Regions from separate parts of the Homo sapiens genome. Here region 2 is linked to region 1. A link is an interaction called in ENCODE POLR2A ChIA-PET data of the cell type or tissue named here. Cell type or tissue: HepG2. All regions are shown on one strand. Links, peaks and the distances in the headings refer to the core of each region. The heading gives the core; the rest is flanking DNA.

Region 1 (15,610 bases), core at 5,981-8,480:
AATCCCAATCCCAGGAACCTCAGCGTGAGGTGAGATTTGGGTGTCAGGCAGGATGGGCCCCATGGCCTAACGAAACCTACTGACATTCATTCTAGGTTCACATTCAATTGTAGCCAGTACCTTAAAGGGAGCAATTTTACCAAGTTCTAGGCATGGACACTGTGCACATTGACAACATATCTTTGAGTTTAGTTCCCTCCTGATCTTGTTGGCAAATTGCTGTTCATAGACAAATTCTTTTCTGCCATATACTTCAGGATTTCCCATTTCCAAATTCAGATAACATTCTGCTATAACGAAGTTATTTTAGGATTAATTTATTAAGATGTTCCTTTGTTTCATTGCCTGATGTTGCAAATGTAATTTTGGAGATCATATCACTATACCAAAGAGATTGCGTTCTTAACACAAAGAGGACATTTCTTATAGGTCTTATAGGTTGTTACCTGCAAGCAATTTTGTAATTACTTTCTGAAGGTTTTTATTGTGTTGACTAAGAGAAATCAGTTGTTTTCATTGCTTAAGGAAGGATTAAGGAGTTTGTTTAAGGAGAAACACGAAATAGTTTCCCAACTGGCACATCTGTTAAGGGTACAGGTAAGCTGGCTTGGAAGCGTCCAGTCTGGAAATTCGCCTCTGCACTGTTTTCATGGTGAGAGTTGTGGATAGGAAGGGGAGGTGATGGAAAAGGAGTAGAGGGGTAAAGTGCAACTCTACACACAGGCAGTCAACTCCAGCAGGACAGGAATGTCTTCATGATTCTGCTGCTTAACTCACACACTCAGCTGATCATGAGGCGTGACTGTTCTCTTCCTGAAAGAAGGCAAGACATACAGACAAACGTTCATTGTATCCTTGCTCTGTGGAAGATGTGTGCTACATAAACTCTTCAGGGGAAGACAAGGGACTATAAGAAACAGTCTTAAAGCCATCGATTTAGCAGGAGTGATGTTAAACACCATTAAAGACATTAGTACAGTCTGGGCAACATGGCACAACCCTATCTCTACAAAAAAATACAAAAATTAGTCAGTCGTGATGGTGTGCACCTGTAGTCCCAGCTACTTGGGAGGCTGAGGTGGGACCTCTTGAGCCCAGGAGATTGAGGCTGCAGTGAGTTGTGATCATGCCACTGCACTCCAGCCTGAGCAACAGAGCAAGACTCTGTCTCAGAGAGAGAGAGAGAAAGAGAGAAGATGGTCACGTGGATGTCAGTGTAGGGTTTTGATACCTGTCCCCTTCAAAACTGCTCCTTGGGCTTCCTACGTGCACTCAAATGAATGGGAATTAAGTGGCTAGTCAGTTCCAAAGTACTGAGGACCCCCCTCTCCCCAATGCAGAGCTTCTTCCACAAGCAGCACTTGGCCCCTGGAAGCCCAAGCAGGGATTCCCTCACTGGTCTCCCTATCCCCCACTGGGCGCCTGGGCACATGGAGGAAGGAGATTCCAGGTCCTTGTCTCTACCGGTTTCAGAACAAGGAGTCGGATCAAAGAATCCACAATTCAGAGGGCAGGGAACACTGGAAGAATTTTGCTCACTACTACGTCCCCAGGGCCAAGTGTTGAGTAGAAACTCAACAGAGGCTGACTGAATGAATGACTGAATGGAGCATGACATAGAGTAAGAGTTTCTGTTTATATTTTATGCACCTAATGGAGTGGATTCCTGAAAGAAGGAATTCAGAGTGGATTCCATTAGATGCATAAAATACAAACAGAAATTCTTACTCTATGTCAAGGAAAACATGGCATTATTGTAGGTTGAATCAAACATACATAATTAGACATACATTCTTGCTGCATTTTAAAAAATCACAGCCACTCCAAAATTAATTTTAAACATTTTTCACTTAAGCCATAAAAAGTTATTTCTTTTTAAAAATCTATTTTTTCTAGAACCCTAGATGGTTAATATAGAATAAGCACATTAATTGAGATGACAAAATTGGGGTTACTGGTATTTAAAAATTATCTTTGCATAAAACCTATTTTGTTTTACCTAATCAAACAATTAAGTATTTCCAATGGAATGTTGATTGTTTGGAATACAAAGTACTAAGTAAAGTGCTCAGATTTTTTTTGTTTGTTTTTATTTTAAGAATTGACCAACTATCAATTATCTTTTTTTTTTTTTTTTTTTTTTTTTTAAGAAGGAGTCTCACTCTGTCGCCCAGGCTGGAGTGCAGTGGTGCGATCTCGGCTCACTGCAACCTCCACCTCCTGGGTTCAAGCGATTCTCCTGCCTCAGCCTCCCGAGTAGCTGAGATTACAGGCATGAGCTACCGTGCCCAGCCTAAATATAGTCACCTTCTGAGGTAGCTTGGCATATGAATTTTTCAGGGGACACAGCTTGGCCCACAGCAGAGGAAACACCTAAGATTCAGTCCAGCTGCCTTCTGACTTATTGGATGTCTATATCTATCAGTTCTCTCACTCCCATTTTTAGATCTGTTTTCTAAAATAAAAGGACTTTATCATTTATTAAGACTACAGAAAAATATTATTCTAACTATAAAAAATTGCAGATAAGTGAAATTAAAAAGTGAAAATATTCTTACTCCCCAATCACTGTTAAGAGTTTGATATAGGCCAGGCACAGTGGCTCATGCCTCCAATCCCAGCACTTTGGGAAGCCAAAGTGGGTGGATCACTTGAGGTCAGCAGTTCAAGACCAGCCTGGCCAACATGGTGAAACCCTGTCTCTACTAAAAATACAAAAATTAGCCAGGCGTAGTGGTGCATGCCTGTAGTCCCAGCTACTCGAGCGACTGAGGCAGGAGAATCACTTGAACCTGGGAGGCAGAGGTTGCAGTGAGCCGAGGTCGTGCCTCTGCACTCCAGCCTGGGTGACAGAGCAAGACTCTGTCTCAAAAACAAAAAACAAAACAAACAAAAAAAGAGTTTGGTATATATTTTTCTTCTAGTTTTCTTCTAAGCATAATAAAAATCATACTTTTAAAAGTAACATATGTATTAGATATACTGTTTTTTGCAATGTTCTTTTTTCATTTAATATATTTCCAAGTCAACCTTGTCTGGAATAACATTTTTCCATATTTTGCATAAGTTATTTTGCAAAACTCAGATTAAGGGCATTTGGAGCAAACACAGGCAGAAAGATGTTTTGGACAAAGTAACAAAAATGATGTAAGTGAAGAAATTAATGCTGATTTTTCCCTAATCTAAGAATTGTTCTTTTTTTTTTTTTAAGACCCTGTGGTATACTGCAGTTTGGATTAAATAGAATGAATAAATAAAAAATGACAACAGTGACTTTGTTTTAGGAGTGGCTTAATCTTCCCTATCTACTTCCCCACCTCTCGTGGAGTTAAGCAGTGTACAAGTGACTTATATGAAGGCTGATTTTATATACAGCATATTTAGTTTTCTTGCACTTACGATGTATTTGTTATAAAGGATGTTATTACTGTTAACAATTTGTCGTACGAAAGGATGCACTTCCTGTCAGTTCTTCACCACTAATTTAACAGGATTTTCCCTCATTTGTATTAACCATAGTTTTTCCTGAATTTTTTTTCTAACCCTAATATAATGGAGTAACTGGACAATTTACTGCCTTGTGGCCTAAGAGGAATGACATGCTTTGACATCTGAAGTTAGTATTTTTGAAGACAGACAACCCAACAGAACCCCTAGAGAAACACACTGAAAAAAATGAAACCCCCAGACATGGTTAAAGACCAACTGTGCTGTTAACTGTGGAATTGCTCTCCCTAGCTGGTGCGTCTGAGGCAACTCCCTGTCTCCCAGCAGCTGTTAGACAACATGATGGTATGCTGTGCCAGGTTTTGATCTGTCTCCACTGTGGAGATGGATTGCAATCCATTGAAAGAGCTGAGATTGTATTAATATTTTGAAATCCGTGAATTATAATTTTCTTTCATAAGTGTGGCATGAAGCAGAACTTGACAGCTGCTGCTTCATCTTCAAAGCACTGTCTGAAAGTGAATCTGTCCACGTGTTATTTGCCATCATTTCCCTTCCTGGTCACATCGGCCGGCAAGTGGGTGACAGTTTGTGGATGCCAGGGATCCTTGCTGCAGTGTGACAGTTCCTTGCACACAAGCTGAGGAATCAGAACAGAAGCTGAGTGACACCCTTTACAGCTCAGGGACACCTGCTTGGTGAAGCCAGTTCATCATTCATCCAGCATGCATCTTTTCATTTTTCTGGCAGTGACTTTTACTACCATTTTGATGAGTCCAAGTGCAAATAGGACTTCTATTAGAACAAATAGGAACTCTCTGGGCACTTTAATAAAGCTATCTGGCTGGGAAAAATGATGTATTATGTGTCTGGATAATTTAAAATGTTGTCCCATGATTGAAACATAGTGCTAAAATATGTACGTTGACTAAACCAATCATGTCAAATTAATATGGATAGCCAAGAAGTATAATAACAAATACATGGATGCTTTGGCTGTCTACACTCTTCTTCACCAAAGTGAGCACTTTAATTAGTTTCATGGATAACCTCATCCCCATGTTTCTTTATGTATATGAAAAAATGATACATTTTTATTTTCTAATTTTTCTACTCAAAAGATTGTACAATAACCTGACTAGTCTGCATTTTGTTCTTTTATTGAATATATCTTAGAGACCTTTCTATATCAGCATGAAGTGAGTGTCCTTATTTTAAAATTCTATTTATTTATTTATTTATTTTTGAGACACAGTCTTGCTCTGTCACCCAGGCTGGAGTGCAATGGTGCGATCTTGGCTCACTGCAACCTCTGCCTCCCAGGTTCAAGTGATTCTCCTGCCTCAGCCTCCCGAGTAGCTGGGACTACAGGCGAGTGCCACCACGCCTGGCTAATTTTTGTATTTTTAGTAGAGATGGGGTTTCACCATATTGGCCAGGCTTGTCTCGAACTCCTGACCTCAGGTGGGAATAAACGAATTATATTCATTTTGGCCCACTTTGGCCTCCCAGAGTGTTGGGATTACAGGCGTGACCCACCCACCACACCTGGCCCTTATTAGTTTAAACAACTTTATTGAGATATAATTCACATACCACACCATCACCATTTGAAGTGTACAATTCAGTGGCTTTTTCTAGATCTACAGAGTTGTGCATCCATCACCATGATCAATTTTATTGCATTTTTATTGCCTCCAAAAGAAGCCCTATACCTTTTAACCATCACTTTCCCCAGCCTCCCCACCCGACTCCCATCCGTTTGCCCAAGGTAACCACCAGTCTACTTCTAACTCCATAGATTTCCCTTTCTGGACATTTTATGCAACTGGAATCATACAATATGTGCTCCTTTGTAACTGGCTTCTTTCAGGTGACATAATGCTTTCAAAGTTCATTCATGTTGTCCCCTTGTTCTTTTTGATAGATGCATAGTATTTTATTATACAGAAGTACTGTAGTTTGTTTGACCAACTATTCCCTTATTAGACACATGGGTTGTTCCCAGTCATTGCTCTTTCAAGCAACACTGCAGTGAATAACCTTGAACATATGTGTTTTCCTATGTGTGCTGGTACATATGCATAACACATACCCAGAACTGAGATTTTTGGAGTAGATAGTAGCTACAACTGTAATTACGTTTGATAGTGCCAAATCACTGTATTACACTTTCACCAGCCACGTATGAGAAGCCTGTTTCCTCCAGCCTTGCCAGCATTGCATGTTGTCAAACTCCTAGGTTTTTGCTAATCTATGGGTGGAAAAAATAGAGCATCTCCATGTGGTTTTCATTTGCATATTTCTTATTATGGTTGAGATTGATATAGATAGTTATTGACAATTCTTAGGAGTTCCTTGTTTGAACTACATTTTTTTGGCTTCATCAGAGTGGTGGTTACAGTCTGTCAGCTATGATAATTTGGTTTTCCACAGTGTTTGATTTTTAACATCTTTTTCATATTGTATTTTTGAACTGAGAGTTATAATAAAGACATATATTTTAAGCATAAATAATTATTTGCATAACAAAAGTATCAAAATGAATATAATTTGTTTATTCCTAAGTTATTTTGCTCTTATTTTCCTAGAGTAATTTAATAGGAAATCAATTATCTTTTACTAGTTACGGTTATTTTGGTTGGCAACATAACTGTCCTTATTATGAAACTGCAATCCACATTAAATAAAAACTTCTATTTATAACCAACTGAACTACTTTATTATATGTTAGATGCCTGTCACCAGTCCCATTTGGAATTTCTCAGAAAAAAATAAGCTTTAGTATTTCCTGAAAAAAGAAAAAATACTCTTTCTCTAAATATTCTCCCTCCTTCATTAGATATTTTATCAAGTGAGTGTTCTTTTGAAACTAAGTTTTTTTAAGGACTAAGCGAATCTATCCATGTTTGGAATCATCTAAGCTCACTGTACTGAAATTCTGGGACTTCTGCACAAATTATTTGCATTTTTTCTTAGCAGCAAGTCGTGAGAGGTAAACATTTTTCTCTCAAAGAATACTATTAGGCATTGAGGTCTAATCTGCACACACACCTAAGAAACTCCTGGGTGTCAAAGCAGGACAGGAGACATGCTTGCATGGGTTACCCTACATCTCCTGAAAGGAACCATGTTGAAAGCAGGGCTGATGGCCAGGCCCCTTAGGACTCTGACATAAACATTCCCAAAGTAAAACCATAAACAAGCCTGCCCTAACTTGTACATGGACTGTCCTGATGCTTCCGAGAGAACCAGGCATGAGACAGAGAGCCTCAGGTAACAGGTGTCAGAATCTGGAACAGGTGAGTAATTGCAATCAGAGGAGGACAGAGGTGCTCTGGAGGGTGCCAAGGTGTTAGCCATCAAAAACTCTGAGACAGCTTCCTAGCGTCTGCAGCAGAAGTTCTTATTCCTGTAAGTCGGAATCTCTTGCATAAGCTGAATCCTCTGAGAGGCCATGCCATTTATTATTAGGCAATGGCAACCACAGCAACAATACTAATACAGAGTGCCAACGCGTTTGACCTCAGCTCACATATTTCCCTGCTCTGTGCATGTCCACAAATGACTGAGAGAGCACAGGGAAGACTGGTCTGGGGACTAAGTGAAATTTTAGCCAGTAGGTAAAGTTGCAAGGATAGAACCTGGTTCTAACAAGGAGTAACTGATACTGTCACCATTGAGAAAAAAAGAAAATTCCCCCTCACCTTTGAGGAACATAGCCCTGGTTGCAGAAGCCACAGAGCAAGGAAACTGATTACAAAGAAGAGCAACTCTGAGTGTTCCAGGGCTGCCACAGTGGGGCCAGCTTGAGGTCCGACACTGATTTTCTGTGGGCCTCTGGACATGTCACAACGTTTCATCAGCTTCCTCGTCAGCAAAACTGATATAACACTTCCTGACCTACCTTCTTCAAAGGGATGTTTTGAAACTAAAATGTAGGAACTCTGAGGAACTAAATAAATTAGATAATGAATTGCAAAATAAATAAATAAATATGTAAATCTAAGGATCGAGGGAAGTTATTTCTGTATGGGAATAGTAGTAAAGGTAATTTTTATTTTCTTTGATTCTCTCTAAATTTTTTTCACAATGATCTCTAATACGAATTATGTTTATACTCAGAAAAAAATCTTTAAAAGCCAAAAGCACTCGTGAGAATGACCTAAATTTCTATGAAACTGCTTGGAAAAGTCAAAATGTTAAAGATTATTTCATTTTCCTGAAATAAATCAATATAAACAGAGGGTTAGTAAACTGAAATGAATTCCAACCTGCTCTGTCATGAATGGAAAAACAAGTCTCACCTGGTTTGGATAGTTAATTTTGTTGTCAGAGCCATTTAGCTCAGGGCTACTTTTGTAACATTAAAGAAAGTCTCCTGCACTGCACAGACTCCACCTGTCCCCACCCAGCCCCCCAGAACTGCCCTTGACTTCATTTGCTCTGAAAGAAAAACAAAGGGAAGGAGGGCGAAGTTATTTTCTCTCAGCACGTAATAGAATATAAAGGGGCAGGGAGTGGGAGTCTAGGACAGTGTATGGCCCAGCTCTCCTAAAAGGAGAAGCCTGCACTAAGTTTCCCCTAGATCTAGTAATGCAGTTTTTAAAATGTAACATTTGTATGCTGGATCCAGGAACAAAATCGACCCACTGTTTAGAAGCACACATTTGTCTCAGCACTTTTGGACAGAGGAGGTTTGTCTGATTGGAAAGCGCACTGCCTTCCATAAACAGGCATTTACTTGCCATCAGATTCCTCCCTGTCATTTCGACTGGACACACAATTCTTTTTCATTTTCTAATCTAAACTGTCCTATGGTGTGGCTGACGGTAATTCAACAGCTGGGATGTTTTATGATAGAGATAGTTGGTACGCCATGCTAGGTAATGTGATCCTAAAATAGATTAAAGAGTGAAGCCTCCTTCAGCTCTCCTCTCTGGCTTACACATAAAACACAAACCTGGCTAATATATCTTATCAATTCCTAGACAATTAGGCCCCTTGCAAAAGTCAGCAAAAAGATCACTGTGTAAATATTTAAAACCACTTTTAGATATGCCAGAAGAAAGAACCACCTTGAAGAATTAATAAGGAATGGTCAACATGGTTATGACTTTTGTCTGTTCTTGATATTTTTCTTTTTTTTTTTTTTTTTTTTTGAAACAGGGCCTTGCTCTGTCACCCAGGTGGAAGTGCAGTGGCATGATCATGGCTCACTGCAGCCTTGACCTCGGGCTCAAGTGATCCTCCAACCTCAGCCTCCTGAATAGCTGGGACTACAGGTGCTGCCACCATGCCCAGCTAAAATGTTTCATTTTTTGTAGAGATGGGGTTTTCACCATGCTGCCCAGGCTGATCTCAAACTCCTGGCCTCAAGTGATCCTTCTGTCTCGGTCTCCCAAAGTGTTGAAATTACAGACACGAGCCACCGCATCCAGCCATGATTTTTTTTAATAAGAAGAAATATAAAGTAATTAATGCTTTCTGAAGCATTGTTGTAACGTTAATTCTGTTTACACAAATAACATGCTGTGTAAGCTTGACTTAAAACATTAACTGTGTCCCACATAAATTTTTATAGAAAAGTCTGTCGTTTCACAATAATCCTTCAAAACATTGCTTCAAAGGAACCTAGAAATGCTAGCCCACTTCGGGAGGGAGCAGAAACCAGCAGGGGTTGAGAATGGCCAGGGGTACAGTTTGAAGTCAGGGGAGGCAGAGAGTCTGGTGTCTGAAAGCTCATTAAAACAGAGATCCCTGGCCAGTGTGGTGGCTCACACCTGTAATCCCAACACTTTGGGAGGCCGAGGCAGGTGCATCACCTGAGCTCGGGAGTTCAAGACTAGCCTGGGCAACACGGTGTAACCTCGTCTCTACTAAAATACAAAAAATTAGCCGGGCTTGGTGATGCATGCCTATAATCCCAGCTACTCAGAAGGCTGAGGTGGGAGAATTGCATGAACCCAGGAGGCAGAAGTTGCAGTGAGCTGAGATGGTGCCACTGCACCCCAGCCTGGGCGACAAAGCAAGACTCCATCTCAAACAGACAAACAAAAAACAACAGAGATCCCAAGGAAAGAGGTTGGCAGATGACAAGCTGAAGGGAATCATGCTTAACTAATAGCTAACACAAATGGTGTGGGTAAAAATTTAATTTAACTAATTAGTTTATTTATTTTTTTGATACAGAGTCTCACTCTATCACCCAGGCTGGAGTGCAGTGGCGCGATCTCAGCTCACTGCAACCTCCACCTTCTGGGCTCAAGCGATTCTCCTGCCTCAGCCTCCCGTGTATCTGGGACCATAGGCATGTGCCACCACACCAGGCCAATTTCTGTATTTTTAGTAGAGATGGGGTTTCACCAAGTTGGCCAGGCTGGTCTCGAACTCCTGACCTCAGGTGATCCACCTGCCTCAGCCTCCCAAAGCGCTGGAATTACAGGCATGAGCCACCATGCCCAGCCTTGAAATTTTAATTTTAAACAAGTTTACCAACTGGAAGTGCTTATGAACATATGAAATATGTATTATCATCTTGATAAATATACTCACAGATCCAGTAATATATATATCATCAAGTCATTTAAATTTCTGTATTATGAGAATTTTTTTGCTTGTAAGTGAAAGAAATTCAATCAAACCAGCTTAAGCCACTAAAAAAGGGCAGGCAATATGGCAACTTTCTGAAATTTCCACTTGAAATTGCTGTGAAACTGAACCTGTTCTAAAAAATAAAGTTTATTTATGCAAGAAAGATGCCAAGGCTGGAAAAAAAAAATAAAGTCTACTTTAAAAAGGGGGTGACAGGCAGATCTGGGGGTAACTGACAGTGTGGATGGAATATTTTTGCCACCCAGATTCATTATTTAGAACAATCCAGATAAGGACTGCTCCTAAAACTATCCAAATGCATGAGATTTTGGTTGGACCTTCGTGATTTTTATCACAGATTAATTACGAGGATAATGCTTTATATATTCTTTTGTGGGGAAAAAAGATCTGTTATTGTACTGCTATGAGAGAATCACTAAAAAGTTCTTATATGAGTAAGGCAGTTAATCCTGATCCTAAAGATGAACATTCGGTAGTGGCATTTGTAAGAATATCCTTAGAAGGAAACTGAGTGTGGAACGTGGCAAAATTGATGATGGTAACCCTGGTGGAAACCAGTCTATTTTGACTTCTCTGTCAATTCATAGGCTTTGGAAAATATTTAGTACCCCCCAGGTACATTTTAAGGCATTTGAGAAGAGTCTTGAAGACTGCCAGATTCTCAGGCTGTTGGAATTTCATGAGCAAGAAGGAAAAATAAGTGAAAACAAAATGATATAAACTCTGGACCATGAAACAAGGATTTGGTTTTGTGGGACATTCAAATAAATATACAGGCAAACTATTTTTGCTGACATGTATAAAGTAAGCCTTCCTTTTAAGCCATTAGACAGAAGCAGATGTCAAAGATGAAATCAAAGAAGGTAGAATCTTGGGTTAGCTGAGCTCAGAGGGACCCCAGAAATCATCTCTCCAGCCTTGTCATCTTACAGTTAGAGACACCGGAGCCTAGAGAACCCAAGTGACTGGCCCAGCTGAGGCTCTTTCTTCCGTGCCACACTTCTCTTGAAATAAAACACACTGAAAGAGCGAGCAATTCCTAGAAACTCCTCCATGACTAGAGGGAAAAACAGAAGGAAGGGAAGGAGGAAAAGGAGATCCTTGCTCAAGGAGGGAGTTCCTCTTCCAGTGGCTCAGCCCAAAGTCCCTTTAATAAATTGTTCTTAAACTTCAGGCAGACATGTCTGTTCATCCCATCAGTTACTCCCAATTATTCATCATTAGTAACCAACGTTCTGTACCCAGTTAAAAATGAGACGGACTTGAATGGATAAAATGTGGTACATCTAGACAATGGCTTATTGTTTAGCACTAAAAAGAAATGAGCTATCAAGCCATGAAAAGACATGGAGAAAACCTCAATGGATATTATTAAGTGAAAGAAGACAACCAGGAAAGGCTACGTACTGACTTTCCGGAAAAGCCAAAATTATGGAGACAGTTAAAAGTATCGGTGGTTTCCAGGGGTTGGGGGAAGGCAAAGATGAATAGGCCTAGCACAGAGCGTTTTTAGGACATTGAAAATCCTTTGCATGATACTCTAATGATGGATACGTGTAATTATATACTTATCCAAACTCACAGACTATACAACACCAAGAGTGAACCCTAGTGTAAACTGTGGACTTTGGTGATAATGATGTGTCAATGTAGGTTCAGCAATTCTACTAATCGTTCCACTCTAGTGGGGACATCGACAATGGGAAGGCCGTGCATGTGTGGGTGAAGGGGGCATATGGAAAGTCTCTGTCCTTTCTCTTAACTTTGCTGAGAACCTAAAACTGCTCTTAAAAAAAGTCTTAAAGAAAGAATAAGACTATGAAAAAAATCAAGATTTTAAAAAATGAAGTGAGTTTCAGGATAGAATGCAAGGAAATGTTAGAAACGCACCTTATATATGCATATTAAAAGGAGTTAATTGGCTTTTAAAATATTAATCTTAATAAACTTATTGTCTTACTAAAAAGTTTATGAGACTATATAAGTACTAATCTAATAAACAATGCTCTATGACCTGAATATCCCAAATATTAGTTAGTAGGAGGATAGATGCCTGCAAGCATGAAAGAAAGATTTAGTTTTGGATTTTCTGTCAATTTCTCGAGTAACTTTGGGAATGTCACTGTACTTTAGTTGTAGCTTCTCAACCCATAAAAAAGGGTAATAAAATTACCCACTGAGGGAACCTCAAAGAAGTGTTCTTACGATTAATGAGTTGATGATGCTGACTTGGCTTACACACCTGAGATGAAAGGCTGTGTATAAAAATGTAATGCCATTGTTGTTATAATTCCTGTTATTGTTCATACACAAGCAAATATAGGTGCACACGTTAGTCACAGCTAAAGATTAGGCCACCCAAGAAAAAGAATGAGTGCCTTTATGAATTGTGATTTCATTTGCACTATTACGTTTTCAGCATTATTTTAGTTAGATATACACCCTAACTTGAGTTATTGTTATAACAAAATGATTTCAAAACCTGACTTCCTGGTAGGAGATGAGGAATATGTGGAATGTTCCAGTAGCCAGCACTGGGACCTTCATAGTGCCTCTTGGATCTCAGTTTCCAAGTCAGTAAAATCCAGTTGTAGGATTAGGTGATCTCTGACTTTTCTATTAGCGCTGAGAGTTTACAATTCTCTATCACTCCAGCAACCCTGAGGGCCAATCCTGCAGCTGATGAAAAATAGAAGCCCTAGGATGAGTACAGTGGCTCATGCCTGTAATCCCAGCACTTTGGGAGGCAGAAGTGGGCAGATTGCTTGAGCTCAGGAGTTTGAGACCAGCCTGGGTATCATGGTGAAACCCCATCTCTACAAAAAATATAAAGTTAGCCGGGCATGGTGGCATGCGCCTGTGGTCCCAGCTCCTTGGGAGGCTGAGGTGGAGGATTGCTTGAGCCCAAGAAGTTGAGGCTGCAGTGAGCCTTGATAGTGCCACTGCACTCCAGTCTGGGTGACAGAGTGAGAGCTTGTCTCAAAAAAAAAGAAAGAAAAGAGAGAGAGAAGGAAGGAAAGAATAAAGAAAGAAAGAGAGAGAGAAGGAAGGAAAGAATAAAGAAAGAGAGAGAGAAAGAAAGAAAGAAGGAAAGAAAGAAAGAAAGAGCAAGAAAGAAAAGAGAGAGAGAAAGAAAGAAAGGAAGGAAGGAAGAAAAAGAGAGAAAGGAAGGAAAAGAAAAGAGAAGTTGGGGAAGGTTGGTTTTAAAACTGAGCAGTACAGTGATGTTTTAATACAGCTGTGCTGTAATCTTCGTTCTGTTACTTTATATTACTTGTAGTCAGACTTCCTCATCTGCAAATGGAGCTCAGAGCTCAGTGACCCTTCAGAGGGTCATTGGGAGGATTACATGAAAGGCTTAGATAGTACCCGGCACATAGGAAATGCTCAACCAATGTCAGATTTTACCAGGCTCTGGAAGGACCTACGTAGCGTCAACTTCACTTGCTCTGGCACCTGTACAACATTCACCAAACACTCACAATGCTCCTAGCAGAGTGCCTCCCACCCAGTAAATGCTCAAGCTAAAGACAATTTTTTTCAAGAAAAGTTTGAATTGCTTATTAATTCAAATCATTGTGGGCTGCAAAGAGCCTGAAAAGTGTCCCCCCAAACTATGCAGAATGGCTTTTGCATGTGCTCATAGCTGAACCTGGTTCTGACCGTTCATTCATCCATTAATTCATTCACCCAAGCACTCATTTATTTATCACTTATTTATCTGGGTCCCTGTGATGCACTTTGTGTAGCGCTGAATGCCAAGAAACAATTTTGAACTGGACAAAATCCCTCAGGGATCTTGCATTCTAATGACATCTAAACTGCTTCTTCCATCTTCTCCGTCTCTGAATTCTCTTTGCTTGTTTCCTGTTGCAGCCAGGGACCTTTGAGGTGACAAAGCTCCCCAAATCGGTATTCATTTGGAAAGCGGAGAAGGCGCCTGTCCTTCTCTGTCGCACTGGCTTTGTATCTGTGACAGTATGCACTGTGCTTAATCATGACAGGTACCAACTATGTTTTTGGGTTTTCTTTGCCGGGCACTACACTAAATGCCTTGTTTTGTATTATCTCCTTTCATCCAACCCAGTGGGGTAAGTAGTAGGTATAATTATCAGCTCTTTTTGGCAGATGTGGAAACTGAGGCATAGGACGTTTAAAGCAACTTGCCCAAGTTACAGGGCCAGTAAATGTTTGAGCTGAGATGTGGAGGCTTCAAGTCAGAATTGCCTAGCTCTGTGTTTTCCCTATGTCTCACAAAGGTTTTAGTGAAATACTTGTTTTGGTTTCCACTTAGAGGCCCTCTTTGCCCCAGTCTTTCCTCCCCATCCCTTTAAGACTGACAGTCTCCATTGAGATGGTGCCAGACATAGATAAGAATGAAAGACTCGGTGCTATTCTAGGGACCGCTCCTCTCCTCCTCTCCAGGGCCTAAGACTTTTGTCCTGGGTCAAGCCTCTTGAGCATGGCTCTCTCTCCCTTGAGAAAAGGTTTTTCACCACGAAGTTCTCCAGCCCTTAATGCAAATTGACATGTGGCAGGCAGCTCCAGATCTGAGTATCTCTTCTGCCCTATATTGCAGAATTAGACAACATACCCACGTTGACCTTTTCTGCATGATCTGTTCTGGATATGACTAATATATGCAGTTGCTGAGACAAACAAATGATTCTGTTCACCCTCCCAAACCTAGGTGCCAAAGTAGCAGATTGCTAGTGGGCAGGGTGTGTCATCTCATTTACCCGCTCTTCCTAGAAGCACATACATATAGCGTTGCAGAGAGTTGCTTACAGAGTGGGAGAGGAAAATTGTTCTTATGTTAAGGAACAGGCTTAATAGTGCTTAGGCCAGCTCACTGCCTTGACATTGGGAGAGGGAGCCAGAGATCAGCTTCCTCATATCATCAATGAACACTGTTACAGTATATGATCTTTGCAAATTTATGTTTTGGTCAGCTAGGGCTGCTGGAACAAAATACCATAGACCGAGTGGCTTAAAGAACAGAAATCTATTTCTCACAGTTCTGAGGCTGGAAGTCTGAGATCAGGGTGCCAGTCTGAGATCAGGGTGCCAGCATGGTTGGGTTCTGGTGAGAGCTCTCCTTCTGGCTTGCAGATGGCTGCCTTCTCAATGTCTTTACATGGTAGTGACAGAACAAGTCCCCATCTCTTCCGCTTCTAATAAAGGCACTAATCCCATCAGAGGGGTCCCACTCCCATGACCTTATCTAAACCAAATCATCTCCCAAAGGCTCCACTTTCAAATTCCATCATATTGGGGGTTAGGGCTTCAACATATGAATATTGAGGGGACATAAATATTCAGTCCACACAATTTATAAAAGACCAGTCATAACTAAAGTCTTTTTCTGAGACTAAGTCTCGCTCTGTTGCCCAGGCTGGAGTGCAGTGGTCAGATCTCAGCTCACTGCCACCTCCACCTCCCAGGTTCAAGCAATTCTTGTGCTTCAGCCTCCCAGATAGCTGGGATTACAGGTGTGTACCACCACACCCAGCTAATTTTTTTGTATTTTTAGTAGAGATGGGGTTTC
Region 2 (15,610 bases), core at 7,769-10,268, 72 kb before region 1:
AAAAGTCTGAGTCCCACAGAGAGAGTTTTTCTGTGATTGTGACCATCTTTTCTGTGCTTCAGTTTCTCTTTCTGCAGGAAGAAAACTTTTCCTATAATGGATTTCTAACATATTTTTAATGAAGACGTGCCTAGACTCTGTGGCTTTGGAAACTCAAGATATAATTAAAGGTATGAAATGTAAGGAAATGCCCTAATCTTTATACAGCATTTACTCTAAGTTTTTACTGTATTTTGTTCATCCTTTTACTTGTTAAAAATATGCATATTGAGGCTGAGTGCAGCGGCTCATGCCTGTAATCCCAGTACTTTGGGAGGCCGAGGCAGGCGGATCACCTGAGGTCAAGAGATCGAGACCAGCCTGGCCAAGATGGTGAAATCCTGTCTCTACTAAAAATACAAAAATTAGCTGGCCGTGGTGGCGTGTGCCTATAATCCTAGCTACTTGGGAGGCTGAGGCAGAAAAGTTGCTTGATCCCGGGAGGTGGAGGTTGCAGTGAGCCGAGATCACGCCACTGCACTCCAGCCTAGGCAACAGACGGTGACTCCATCTCAAAAAAAAAAAAAAAAAAAAATATATATATATATATATATATATATCTTATTTATTGATGTCTTGTTCCCGAAAAGACCATGGATGGAATGGCCCTGCTAGAGATTTCATGATCTAAATTGCTATTACAAAATTTAACAATCAAGTCCTATTAAGTATTCACTTGCAATAATAAAATTATCTCTCCTCTACAAAAGATTCACTGAGTAGGCCAGGCACAGTGGCTCATGCCTGTACCCAGCACTTCGGGAGGCCGAGGTGGGTGGATCACCTGAGGTCAGGAGTTCGAGACCAACCTGGCCAACATGGTGAAACCCCGTCTCTATTAAAAACACAAAAATTAGCCGGGTGTGGTGGCACATGCCTGTAATCCCAGCTACTCAGGAGGCTGAGGCAGGAGAATCACTTGATCCCAGGAGGTGGAGGTTGCAGTGAGCTGAGATTGCACCATTGCACTCCAGCCTGGGCGACAGAGCGACAGAGCGAGACTCCATCTCAAAAAAACAAAAAACAAAACTTCCTTTCCAACTTAGACCCGGCAGAATGTCTCCCGCAAAGAAGGGTGGCGAGAAGAAAAAGGGCCCTTCTGCCATCAACGAGGTGGTGACCCAAGAACATACCATCAACATTCACAAGCGCATCCATGGAGAGGGCTTCAAGAAGCGTGCTCCTCGGGCACTCAAAGAGATTCGGAAATTTGCCATGAAGGAGATGGGAACTCCAGATGTACGCATTGATACCAGGCTCAACAAAGCTGTCTGGGCCAAAGGAATAAGGAATGTCCTATAGGGAATCCATGTGCGGTTGTCCAGAAAACGTAATGAGGGTGAAGATTCACCAAATAAGCTCTATACTTTGGTTACCTATGTACCTGTTACCACTTTCAAAAATCTACAGACAGTCAATGTGGACAAGAACTAATCTCTGATCATCAAATACATCAAATAAAGTTATAAAATAGCAAAAAAAAAAAAAAGATTCACTGAGTAGTGGGAATTAGCAATGATTGATATGTTTACATCTTTGCCACAGTTAATGAGCACATTTTATCTTGAAACACAGCTTTTTAAACTTGTGTTTATGTCCCTCCTACTCCAAGTACCCTGGCAGATTTAATTTGGGCTGAGATTGAACTCCCCTCAGTTGGAATCTGTGGTTACTAACCACAATTAAATTCCTAAAGAAATGGAGATTCCCACTAGAAGTATCTGTCTAAATTATTCTCTCCCCAGTGACCATTGTCGAGACTAGGTTTAGACAAACTAAACATGGCTTCAAATCAACTCCAGCTCTAGAGACAAGAAACACTGGATCTTTGACCAACATACCCAGGAATATCCTGGATAGGAGTGCTGTCAGCCTCATGCTTGTTTCATTATGGTGGCAAAATTGTCACCACAGTTCCAGATATCACATCTAGGTTAAAGTTTCCTACTTTATTTATTTATTTTTGAGACAGGGTCTCATTCTGTCACGTAGGCTGGAGTGCACTGGTCAATCATGGCTCATCGCATCCTCGACCTCCCAGGCTCAGGCAATCCTCCCACCTCAGCCTCCTGAGTGGCTGGGACTACAGGCATGCACCATCACACCTGGCTAATTTAAAAAAAAAATTATTTTTATTTTTATTTATTTATTATTTTATTTATTTTTTGAGACAGGGTTTCACTACTTTGCCCAGGCCGATCTCAAACTCCTGGACTCAAGTGATCTACCCTCCTTAGCCTCTCTAAGTGCTGGGATTACAGTCTTGAGCCACCACACCTGGCCGTTTTCTACTTTATTTAGGAAACACTCTTCTTTCCCAAAATCCCTCTTGCAGACTTTCCTTGACATCTCATTGTCAGAACTGGGTCACATGGGTCACTCCCAGGTACAAATAGGGCTGAGAAAGTATCTGACTTTCTATTCTGTATTGTAGGAGTCAACAAACTGTAACTACCAAGATAATAGATAACTTTGGCATTGCAGGCCTTTTGGTCTCTGTTACAACTAATCTCTGACATTATGGTGCAAAAGCAGCCATGGATAACATATAAATGAACAAATGTGACTGTATTCCAATAAAATTTCATTTAGGGATGCTGAATTTTGAATTTCATATGATTTTCATAAAATACTCTTCTTCTTTTGATCTCTCTTCAACCATTTAAAAATATGAAAACCATTCTTAGGTCACAGCTATACAAAAGTTAGCAGCCTACTGGATTTGGGCCATGGTGTGCCAGCCCTGACCCCATGTGTGAGAGGAGTGTAGGAATGGCTTTGGGAGGTCCATCCACAGTACTGCCGCATACAGCCTCTGTGCCTTGAATGTGGGATATTGGAAAGTGATGACAAGCTCAATCTATCAGACCCACTTTAATTTTCCTGAGAGCCACAAGAAAAGCCTGCTTCTAAATTATATTCTTTATCATGAGCAAATTAAAGTTTACCAAATACCTTTAACACTGAAAATCTGTATTCCTGGGCCAAGAGGCCTAATGTATTTTACATATTTTGTTTTAAGTTGTCTTATAGTGCTTGCAAAATGGTCAGATCTGACCTGAGAAAACTCTAGAATACAGTCTAGTACTGTAACCAGAAAATTGGCACTGTAACATAGACATTTGCATAATTGTTCAAAGGTCTGTTTGCATAAGCTTTATGAAAATTCAGAGATGAAAATACCCTAGATATATTTATTCAGAGACAGGGTCCCACAGTGTTGCCCAGGCTGGAGTACAGTGGCATGATCATAGCTCACTGAAACCTTGAACCCCTGGGCTCGAGAAATCCTCCTGCTTCAGCCTCTGGAGTAGGTGAGGCTACAGACACATACCACCACACCTGCCTACTTTTTAAAAATTTTTGTAGAGACAGGGTCTGGCTATGTGGCTCAAGCTGGTCTCAAACTCCTGGCCTCGAGCAATCTTCCCTTCTTGGCTTCCCTAAGGACTGGGATTACAGGTGTGAATCACCACACCTGGGCCTAAATACTATTTAAAACAGGTGAGTGATATATTAGATATGTTGATCTATGATTATTCTTTTTGAAAATATCTTTAAAATGTTACCTGTTCATTTACTTAGAAACGTGTTGTTTTTGAACTTGACAGTTAATTTTATAATTATAATGTGTGTATGTATAGATGTATAAGTATATATAAACCTATATTATATATAAGCTATATATGCATATATAATTATAATAAAATAATATAACATTATAAATATACTAATATGTATATATGCTTAATAGTCAGGACACTCTCCTCCTTAAAAAAAAAATTGAGTTACATGCTGAAAAGTCTAGGGATTTAGGCACAGATCCAGATACTCAAATGCTATCATCAGGGCTGGGTGCGGTGGCTCACACCTGTAATGCCAGCACTTTGGGAGGCTGAGGCAGGCGGATCACCTGAGGTCAGGAGTTCGAGACCAGTCTGGTCAAAATGGTGAAACCTGGTCGCTACTAAAAATACAAAAAATTAGCCAAGTGTAGTGGCACACACCTGTAATCTCAGCTACTTGGGAGGCTGAGGCAGGAGAATCGCTTGAACCCAGGAGGCAGAGGTTGCAGTGAGCTGAGATCATGCCATTGCACTCCAGCCTGGGTGATGAGCAAAACTCAGTCTCCAAAAAACCAAAAATAAAAAAAAAACAAATGCTATCATCAGAATGCAGTCTTGCACCGTCTCTCCTCTCCTGTCTCCACTGTGTGGACTTCACTCTTAGACTCCTTTTATGGTGGTAAGATAGCTACCAGCAGCTGCAGGCACACATCCCACCGGGTCAGCATTCTCTGGGGAAGAATAGCTTTTATTTTCCCTAGGACTGGGTCTCATTAAACTGACTTATCCATCTATGAACCATCAGTACGGTCAAGAGGTTGGAATATGCTGATTGCCCTGGTCTATGTTGTGCAGTTCAGTGTGCTCTCAAGAGCTAGGGGTACGATGCAGATGGCTGGTTTGTCTGAACCATGTAGACTGAGTATAGAAAATAAGGGGTTCCCCGGCCGGGCGCGGTGGCTCATGCCTGCAATCCTAGCACTTTGGGAGGCCGAGGTGGGCGGATCACAAGGTCAGGAGATCGAGACCATCCTGGCTAACACGGTGAAACCCCGTCTCTACCAACAATACAAAAAATTAGCCGGGCGTGGTGGTGGGCACTTGCAGTCCCAGCTACTCTGGAGGTTGAGGCAGGAGAATGGCGTGAACCCGGGAGGCGGAGCTTGCAGTGAGCTGAGACTGCGCCAGTGCACTCCAGCCTGGGCGACAGAGCGAGACCCCGTCTCAAAAAAAAAAAAAAAAAAAAGAAAAAGAAAATAAGGGGTTCCCCAAAGGAAAATCAGGGTGAAACGATTCTGGAAAAACAAAACTGTCTGCTACAATAACATTTACATTTGACTTTTAGCAAAGGAGTCAGGAAGAGAATATGGAAACGGAGAGAAAATGAATGGGGAGGGAGAAAAACATGGGAATGTAAAGAACACATGTTTCAGTAAATTGGACAAGGTCAGTGCTTCATAATCTTGGCAATGTATCAGAAAAATCTAGGTAGTTAAAAAAAGAAAGGATTTCTGCACTGTATCCCAGACTGAGTGAATCAACATCTCTGAGAGTGGCATCTGGGATTGGTAAATATTTTAATCGCCCCAGGCAATCGAAATGCAGCTTATCCATAGACTCACTTTGGGAGCCATTGAACAGGGTTGCATGAAAGCACAGGCTCAGCTGCAAAACAACCTCAAATTACAGAGGCCTGACCAAGAAGCTGATTTCTTTCTTACCTAATAGTCTGGAGGCGAATGGTCCAGGATGGTGGGTGGCTCTGCTTCACGTGTTCATTTAGAGACCCAAGTCCTTTCCATCCTGCTGTTCACCAGCCCCTAGGGTGTTGTCTTTGTTGAGCTGAAGCTGGCTGCTACCACATCCACATTGCAGCCCACAGGGAAAACGGAAGGAAAGGACCAGAGAAGCACTGAGTTGTATGTTAAGGCCAAGGCTCAGAAGTGGCACACACCACTTCCACTTTCATTATATTGGCCTAAACTTAGCCACATGGCAGCAAGCTGCAAGAAATCTGGAAAGTGTAGTCTTTCTTTAACCTAAGACATAAAAATTTTTGCCTTGACTCTCTAAATACACACACACACACACACACACACACACACACACACACAGAGGTAGGTGGGCATATGCTGAGCTAAAATTAGACACCTAAAGTTAAACATTCATTACTTTCAGTTAAACATCATAAATTGAGTGCCTGCACTAATATTTATTCCTTCCCGAAACTCCGTAAATAAAGGAATAAAAATGGTCAAAAGTAAGAAAGTCCCAAAGAGAACAGGAGATGAGTAAGAGGAGAAAGTGATGTCAACACTATTTTGCAAAATGGAAAACAGAAGGACAAGTGGAAACTGACCTGGCAGAGCAGAACAGGCAGAAACTTAATGCCAGAGAGAATTGAAGGGGAAAGTCCGGTAAGGAGTAAGCTGATTCCCACTGCAGAACCTGGGAGAAGCTGAGCTATGGAAGGCACCACCTAACTGAAGGTTGAGGGTGGAGGGAAAATCCAGAGAGAGGAATGGGAAGTCCCTTGAAGTAGCAGTCAGGCTCTCAGATTTCCTGCCCTAGTTCCTGGAGCATAGTCACCCTCTACCTGGATAGGCACCGGAGCTTTGCTCTTGGAAATTTTAGGGAACCTCTGAGCTCTGGGACACCAGGCTCAACCAAGGGGATGGGGGTGGTGAAGTGCCCTTAAAGCAGATTCAGTGGAACTTCCTATTAGATGGTAAATTCCTTAGTCCCCTTCCCACACTAGGTTCCCATGATCCTAGGCAGCCACTTTTATATTCCTCCAATGGGAGACTGGTGAGTTCCTCTCTGGGGAAACTGACCAACAGAAGAGGGAAGACCTGCCAGGTTCCAATTTCTGTAGGTCCCCATCTGCCACACCATAGTGAAGCCCACCAACAGTCTTTTCACACAGAGCTGCCACTCAGCTTTTAGTGACAGTAATGGACATCCAGGAATCACCAGACATTTCAAGAAAGGCTTCAACAGGAGAGAATATACCAAACAAGGAACATGGGAGAGATGAAGATAGCAGGAGAAAACTTCAGAAAATGGTCATTGATATTTTTGGAAAGATAAAATTTTACAACAGTAAAACAAGAACAGAATGTAATGTAAAAAGGAACATTTATTAAAAAAAGAAAGTGACATAACTACATGGAGATGATGGGTGGAGGAGAAAAATAGGTGCAAGAATGCGAGGGAGTCAAATCCTCCTGTTGCATGGGAGAGTGCTAACAGATGAGGTCTAAAATTAAAAAGTGAAGAAGCAGCAGTTTAAGCATGCAATGTAGACATATAGAAAAAGCAAAAGGAGTTGAAAATTACTGACGCTGGAAGCAGGATTGGAAGGTGAGGCAGAAGACTGCTGGTTTTCATTATAAGCTAGGACTGTTTGATTGATTCATCCATGCCCATGATGATGTTAAAATATATTTTAATATTTTTATTGGTTTTAATATTGACATTTTATACTTTAAAATAACAAAAAATACTACTTCATATTTTAAAGACTATCTTCCAAGAAGATGTTGAGATATAAATGTAGTAGAAGCCTCTATATGACGTGATCAGTGTGAGATTACTGTCGAAGCACTAGGGCGAAAAGGCAATTTAAAGGAAACTTGGACTTAAGACCTGAGACATTTGAAAGAATCCTGGAACTTTCCTGGGGGAAAGTGGGAATTCCTATTTTAAGAAATCTGAGCAAACTGTTATAGGCCAAGCTGCCAAATGTCTGTAGAGGGTTGGCAGGTGTTGTAGAAACTGCAGATCCTCTGGTTTTTAAAATTTTGTTTATATACTTGAATAATAGGAAGTCAGTTTGTTTGGATAATATCTGGAAATGAGACTTTTCTTTTTAAGTTATAACAGAAATACTTTGCATAGCTTTAGTCAAACACTAGTAATTGACTCCTCAGAAAACCCCCTCCCATCCCCCCAGCTGGTGTCCCATTAAACGAGTTGGATACTTGCTTTCTCTGTCTTCCTCTCAGCCAAGAATGCCCATGTGACCTAGTTTTGGCCAATGAGATATAAGGGAGTCTGCTTAGGGGCTTCTAGATGTTTCCTCCTGCCTGATGGGAGGTTAGTGCACAAGGAGAAAGATTCTGCATCCTGCTTTTGAACAGTGTGATGATATCATTTTGGAGCTGTCTGTGGTCATCTTAGCAAACCATGAGGGCAATTCCAAAGGAGTTATGAAGACAACAGTCCAAAACCCTGGCATCGATATATCCCAAACAAACACCAGTAACTAACTTAGGTGTCCCTGTTATGCAAGAGCAATATAGCCAAGATCAATCTGGTTTTCTGATGTTTGCAACCAAAAGCATCCCTACTCTCACCATTGGTCCGAATATGCCATTGGGTTATTTTTACAAATGATATCGTGGTCTCAGTGATTAGGCAGTATTGAGTGAAGGGAGGTAAAATGATTTACTCACATCAATGTGATCATTCCATTCAATTCATACTTTTGTAAGACAGTTTATAATGGAGCCCCTGAAGAGGTGTGCCTTGACACACAGATGTTGCAAGTGCGATGAATTTTTGACCCCTCAATCCTGGGGGTTAGCAAGAGAGGACTGGAGTAGCAGGAGTCTCTAGGGCTACCAGAGTCCCAGAGCAGTGAAAACTCCCTCTGGGCCTCTTTACCTGTTTACCCAAATCACTGTGCAAATCTAATCCTTTCCTCACAGTGCTGTCAAGTCAAATATGCCAGGAAGCCATACTCTGGGATTTACTTATGGCATTTATGTGCATTCTCTCTCTCTTGGTTTTCACAGAAGCATTCTGAAGTTATTATTAATCTCATCTTCCAAATGCAGAAATTGAGATTTAAATCTCAGCGCCCCAATCCGTACAGCCATTTGGTAGCAGAGTCAGAATTTGGAACTAGGGCTCCAGACTCACTCTCCTGCTGCAGAGAATAAGCATCCTTATTATTCCCAGCTCCCCATTCTCATTATACACTTTCCTCTGAGCGTACCTGACAATGGTCGACTTTCATTGCTGAGAGGGGGTGGCGGGAGGAGGAAGCGAATGGGGTGATGTGATGTAAGCCAGGAGAACGAGGGTGGCTCAGCCAACTCAAATCTCTTTGTTCATGGTTTGTGAAGATGTGACAAGACCAGAGAAGCCAGAACAGAAGATAGAGGCCACATTGTTCTGCTGGCCTGGGGCCGAATGTACTTCCTCACCATGTGTTTCTTTAGCCTCCTGAACTTTGCTCGATGGCATTGTACTGGCCACTGTGCCAGCTGCTCAGGGTGGGAAAAAGAAGGAAGAGTTTGCGTGGGAGCAATCTGGGCTATGTCCCAGCATATGTGGCATTTCTGCTTGTTTCTTTAACTTCCAGAGCTGTTTGTCTGAGACTTTCAGCCCTGGGGCTACTACTGGTCAGAATGTTTTATTTCCACTTGTGAACCAGGATGGTGGGGATCTGGAAGAGAACTAGAGGCATCTGGGGACCAGAGGGTTAGTCCAGCCTTCTCCAGGATGAATCCATTTCCCCAAATCACAAAACCAGTTAGTGACAGAGGCAAGAAAGGGACGAAATTCTCCCCCAAGTTAGTAGAGCTGGCTCAGGGAGAGTCCAGTTTGGAAGCCGCTTCCTGGATGTGTGACCCTGGCCAAGAAACTTCTCTCCAAGCTGGAGGTTCTCCATCTGTAAAGTAGGGATTATAAAAGTGCCTTTTCTGTAGGAATGAAAGAAGTAGTTGAGGTTATTCATGTAAATAGCAAACTCTACTGCCTGAGCACACAGGATGTGCTGAAATGTTTGGTTTCTATTATTACTGATTCCTAGACAGCTTCTCTCTGTTCAGTTTTGCAGCTCTTTAGTGTGCTAATAGCTAACTGTGAGGATCACAACAGAAAGTGTTCCATTCATCAAAACACACTTAGAGCTGGGCTAAGTAACTCATATCTGTAATCCCAGCGCTTTGGGAGGCTGGGACTATAGGTGTGAGCTACTCAGCCCAGGTCTAAGGAGTTCAAGACAGTCTGTACTAAAAATACAAAAATTAGCCTGGCATGGTGGTGTGCGCCTGCAATCCCAGCTACTCAGGAAGCTGAGGCAGGAGAACCACTTGAACCCAGGAGGTGGAGGTTGCAGTGAGCCGAGATCGTGCCACCGCACTCCAGCCTGGGTGACAGAGTGAGACTCTGTCTCAAAAAAAAAAAAAAAAAAAAAGAAAAAGAAGTAGAAAAAGAAAAAGACCAGCCTGGGCAACATAGACTCTATCTCTGTAAAAAATTGCCAGGCATGTGTGTGTGTGTGTGTCTGTGGTTCCAGCTACTCATGAGGCTGAGGCAGGAGGATCACTTGAGCCCAGATGCCTGAGGCTGCAGGGAGCTGTGACCATACCTCTGCACTCCAGCCTGGGTCACAGAGTGAGATCCTGTCTTAAAACAAACAAAAAACCAAAATCAAAACCAAAAAAACCCCCTCACTTTACTGTATGTAAGTTATAACTTAATAAAATTGAATTTGGTTTTATGTTGAAGTATTTATTCTATCACAAACCATCAAGCCTCATTAAAAACATGTAACGCTGTCATTTCAGCAGATCCTTACACAATTATAGCTGCAACTGAAACCATGACAGCAAAAGGTATCAGTTTAGAGGGAACTGAATTTTTTAAAGTGTTTTAACATTAGTCTAAGTGTAGGTGTAATGGATGTCAACTTGAGTGCAGTTATAGATATTTGCCCAGAGTATTGCTTAAGTCTTCTAAAAATCTCAGTATCCAATTTAAAAAATGTGCCTTGTGGTTAAACAATGATTGTTTGGGGGGCTTTAAGGAAATTGCTTATTTTTCCCTTGCAGCTTATATGCTTTTCCTTGCCCAAAGATTTGAACAGTTTTTAATGAACTCCAGACTTTATTTCTCTAAAGCTTTGTAAAGTCAGAATACATTTTCCTGCTTTCCCCTTCACCCAAGCAGAGGTGACCTGGCTCCTCGGGAACCTGGTGTCAATGGTGGCTCTCTCATGGTGGCATCAAGATCTACCCTACATTATAATGATGTGTGAACATGTCTTATTTTCTCTTCTGGATTTTTAGCTTTTTGAAGTCAGGGGCTGTATCTAAATGATGTTCCTACTCCTAATGCTTCTGAATATCATGCTGAATGCAAGAAAAAAATCAGCCAATCATTACTGCTAACTGATAAAATAGAATTAAGAAGTGATGTATTGTTTCATAAAGAACCTGAATAAATAGGGGGAAAAATGAACAAAATACTGTTTCATTATTATTAATGGGTAGAAGCAGAAATTAGAAGTAATATGCTGTTTCAGAGGGGATGCTAGGTCCTTGGTTTAGTAAATAGACAATCTTCCATTAACATGACAATTATTTCCAAATTAATGCTTCTGACTGAACCTGGAATTAGGGCACCTGAACTGTAATCCCAGCTCTGTGATTAGCAAACTGTGGAAACTTGGCCACATCCCTTGGGCTTCTGAATATCAGTTTCCTCCTCTGCACAGTGAAGGGATTGAAGTCGTTATTACATCATCACCCAAGGTCCTTCCAGTTTTAGCATCTGCCAAGTGCCTCCTCTTGGTGTCATCTCAGTTCCTTGGACACAGGAGACCCTCAGGAAATGCCTGTGAGTTGACTGAGGGAGTTAGTTAAGCGGTTGGACTTTAACATTGTTTATTTTGCCAAATCTTTTTTATGGATAAATATAAAACTAAATCTCAGCCCAGCCCCTCTTTACATTAGCATAAATTCCAAATTGGCAGTTTTCAAATTACTCACATTTTATATTAGCTATTTTTAATTTGGAGATGTCACTTTTACATCTTTCATGTCTGATCCATGAGTTACAGGGGTTTTTTTTCTAGATAAAAGGGATATTTAGAGATTGTCTCATCCAAGATTCTAAATCTAAGGTCTCTAAATCTATAGGCTTTAAGTACCCATGAACTCCCCCAAATGTAGCCCTCAGAATCTTGTCATTCATTATTGGTTTTCTCAACCTTCTTTTTATTAGTAGCACTTGTCACCACCTGAAATTCTCATGTATTCACTTTTGTCATCAAGTCTGTGCCAGAGCTCCGCACCGTGACTATGAGTTCCAGGAGGGTAACACTTCATTCTGTCCTATTCACCGCTGCATCCCACGGTTCACAGAACAGGACCTGACGTTCAGTAGATGCTCAATAAACATTTGCTGACTGAATGAATGTGTAAGCCAAGGAAGTCCCAGTTCAATATCACATTCCACAAACTCACACATCCAATTCCACAATCCTTTTTAAACTATGTAATTTCTGGAGTTTCTAGAATAAGTAACGAAAGGAGGTGGGAATATCTTCCAAATATACATCAAGCTTCCTAAAAATCCTCTTTACCCACCCATCTCTCCCACATTTCACACATCAAGGCAGAGATATCTTGAGCTGCCTTTTCTCATTCTTCCCAAAACTCTTTATGCTGGGACCTTGTCATCTTCATTTCCTCTCTCCTCTGTGCCCCCAAATCTATTCTTTTTGTTGAGATATAATTTATGTACCTTAAAATTTAACTTTTCAAAGGCTACAAATCAGTGATTTTTAGTATAGTCACAAGACTGTGCAACCATCACCAATTCCAGAACGTTTTCATCACCCCATAAAGAAACCTGTGCCCATTAGCAGTGCATCCCCATTGTTCCATCCTTCCAGCCTCAGGCAACCACTAATCTACTGTCTGTCTCTATAGATTTCCCTGTTCTTGGCATTTTACATAAATGAAATAATACAACCTTTTATGCTTGGCTTCTTTCCTTTAGCATCATGTTTTCAAGGTTCATCCATGTTGCAGCATGATATGAGTCCCTCATTCCTTTTTATGACTGAATAAGATTCCATTGTGTAAATGTACCACATTTTGTTTACCCATTCCTCGGCTGATGGGCATCTGAGCTGCTTCCACTTTTTGGTAATTATGAATAACATTGCTATGAATATTCATGTACAAATGTTTCTGTGAATATTTCTTTTCAGTTCTCTTTGGTACATAGCTAGGAGTGGAATTGCTAGGTCATGTTTAGCTTTTTCAGGAACTGACAAATTATTTTCCAGGGTAGCTGAATCACTTTTACATTCCCACTAGCAATGTGTGAGGGTTCTAATTCTCTACATTCTTACCAACACTTGTTATTGTCTATCTTTTTTATACTAGCCATCCTAGTTGATGTAAAGTGGTATCTCATTGTGGGTTTTGATTTGCATTTCCCTAACGGCAAATCAGACTAATGAGACTGAATATCTTTTCATGAGCTTTTTGGCTACCTTCACTGGGGATATGTCTTTTCAAATTCTTTGCCTATTTTTAAATTTAGTTATTTGTCTTTTAATTGTTGAGTTAGTAAGAGCTCTTCACATAGTCTGGACACAAGTCCGTTGTCAGATAAATGACGTGTGAATATTTTCTCTCTTTCCATGGGTTGTTTTTCACTTTTGTAATTTTGATGAAGTCCATTTTATCTACCCCAGATCTATTCTTACCTTCTACATCAGCGCCCTGACCTTTCTTAGGTAAATCAATCCAGCCTCTCTTGTTACGTCCAGTTCTCCTCTCTACAAGTTCCTGATCTGTTTAACAAAGATCCTGAGGAAAGTAGAGCAAATACAGTATCTTCTTCAGAATGTGAAAAGATGAGTAATGTTTGTCACCTATATTTTCATAGTTTTGTCCCTTTCAGATATACAAAAAATACCGCCCAATGGGTTCACCTTACCCACTGCCTACACAGAGCCGATTTCTCAAGACGGGAATCACAATAGAGAAAGGATAATTAATGCAGAGCCGGCTGAGCAGGAGACTGGAGTTTTATTATTACTCAAATCAATCTCCCCCAACATTTGGGGATCAAAGTTTTTAAAGACAATTTGGTGGGAGGGGAGGGGCAGTGAGTTGGGGAGTGCTGATTGGTTGGGTCAAAGGTGAAATCATGGGGCGTCCCTGTCTTCTTGTGCTGAGTCATTTCCTGGGTGGGGGGGTCACAAGGTCAGATGGGTTGGTTTCTTGATCTGGGTGGTGCTGGTTGATACATCAAGGGTAGAGTCTGCAAAACATCCCTAAACTGATCTTAGGAGCAGTTTAGGGAGGGTCAGAATCTTGTAGTGCCCAGCTATGTGACTAGTAAACCATAATTTCTAATCTTGTGGCGAATGTTAGTAGTTTAGTCCCCAGGCAAGAAGGAAGTTTGTTACGGGAAAGGGCTATTATCCTCTCTTTGTTTTAAACTATAAACTAAGTTCCTCCCAAAATTAGTTCAGCTTATGTCCAGGAATGAACAAGGACAGCTTGGAGGTTAGAGGCAAGATGGAGTCGTTTAAATTGGACCTCTTTCACTGTCTCAGTCACAATTTTGCAAAGGTGGTTTCAATATTTAGGCACAATATGCATTTTTCTGAGCAGATGAGTCTATAGATTTATTTCATCAGATTTTCAAAGCTGTCCTTGATGCCAACAATATTAAGAAATGTGCATGTAGACTCATTCTCTTGTGTTTCAGGAAAATGAGACCTAGAGCAGTTGAGTGATTTGGCCAAGGCCACCCAGCTTAGTAGTGACAGTTCTGCAGATACTCAGTATCTTGGTCTGTTTTTGTGTTGCTGTAAAGGAATATCTGAGGCTGGGTAATTTATAAAGAAAAGAGGTTGGCCTGGCACAGTGGCTTACACCTGTAATCCTAGCACTTTGGGAGGCCGAGACAGGTGGATCACTTGAAGCCAGGAGTTCAAGACCAGTCTGGCCAACATGGTGAAACTCCATCTCCACTAAAAATACAAAAATTAGCCAGGCATGGTGGCACATGCCTGTAATCCCAGCTACTTGAGTGGCTGAGGCATGAGAATCACTTGAACCCCAGGAGGCAGAGGTTGCAGTGAGCCAAGATTGTGCCACTGCACTCCAGCCTGGGTGACAGAGCAAGATCTGTCTCAAAAAACAATAAGAAAAAAAAAAGAAAGAAAAGAGGTTTATTTGGCTGATGGTTCTGCAGGCTGTATAAGAAGCATGGTGCCAGCATCTACTTCTGGTGAGGATTTTACGGAGCTTCCCCACTCATAGCGGAAGGTGAAGGGGAGCTGGTGTGTGTGGAAACCACATGGCCAGAGAGGAAGCAAGAGATGGGGCAGGCACCAGGCTCATTTTAACAACCAGCTCTGGTGAGAACGAATAGAGTGAGAACTCACTCACTGCCCCGCCCACACACAGGGAGGGCAATCATCTATTCATGAGGGATCTGCCCCATGACCCAAACACCTCCCATTAGACCCCACCTCCAACACTGGGAATCAAATTTCAACATGAGATTTGGAGAGATCAAACATCCAAACTATTGCACTCAGGTTTCCTTATCTTCCTCCCTGACTCACCATCACACCATCCCACTGTACCATGATGCCTACAGAATTTCACATTGCAGGTAAATTTCTCCAGGAGCAGCACATGAATCCAGTACCAATATTTTATCAAATATTTATTTTTCAGAGACTAAGGCCAGGCAGTATTGACTCGGAAGGCTGTGTGGGAGCTGGAGAACCAGGTGAGTCTTGGTAGGAAGCAGAAGCATCGGTCCTGAGGCTCCTCATGTTTTCAAGGTTCATCCATGTTGCAGCATGATGAGTCCCTCATTCCTTTTTATGACTGAATAAGATTCCATTGTGTAAATGTACCACATTTTGTTTACCTATTCATCGGCTGATGGGCATCTGAGCTGCTTCCACTTTTTGGTAATTATGAATAACGTTGCTATGAATATTCATGTACAAATTTTTCTGTGAATATTTCTTTTCAATTCTCTTTGGTACATAGCTAGGAGTGGAATTGCTGTGGTCCCAGCTACCTGGGAGGATGAGGTGGGAGGATCACTTGAGCCTGTGATGTCCAGGCTGCAGTGAGCCGTGATCACGCCACCGCACTCCAGCCTGGGCAACAGAGTGAGACCCTGCCTCCAAAAAAAAAAAAAAAAGCCGAAATCCTGAT

Evidence for each region. ChIA-PET counts read pairs that join two places held together with the same protein. Peaks named below come from ENCODE experiments on the same cell type or tissue, not always from the same donor. Only the 100,000 strongest peaks of a DNase experiment are listed, where the experiment ranks them.
Region 2: POLR2A ChIA-PET joins it to region 1 with 20 read pairs; 5 of 35 experiments call an interaction of 5 or more read pairs at or near these places.

Annotation. Positions count from the first base shown.
Region 1 is chr2:222,798,927-222,814,536 of GRCh38, forward strand. No RefSeq gene overlaps it. Among named protein-coding and RNA genes, the nearest start is that of ACSL3, 54 kb to the right of the region's middle. In HepG2, for the core only: a CTCF peak has its summit at 7,249; DNase peaks (open chromatin) are centred at 6,975 and 7,295; H3K4me3 peaks cover 1,395 bases.
Region 2 is chr2:222,725,362-222,740,971 of GRCh38, forward strand. LOC105373903 (a long non-coding RNA gene) reads left to right here and starts at 14,602. Exons shown (of 4, transcript XR_001739904.2): 1 at 14,602-15,170. It also overlaps the pseudogene RPL31P17. RefSeq lists an enhancer at 5,296-5,415 and a silencer at 8,729-9,023. In HepG2, for the core only: no CTCF peak of the experiment used is centred there; DNase peaks (open chromatin) are centred at 8,260, 8,760 and 9,420.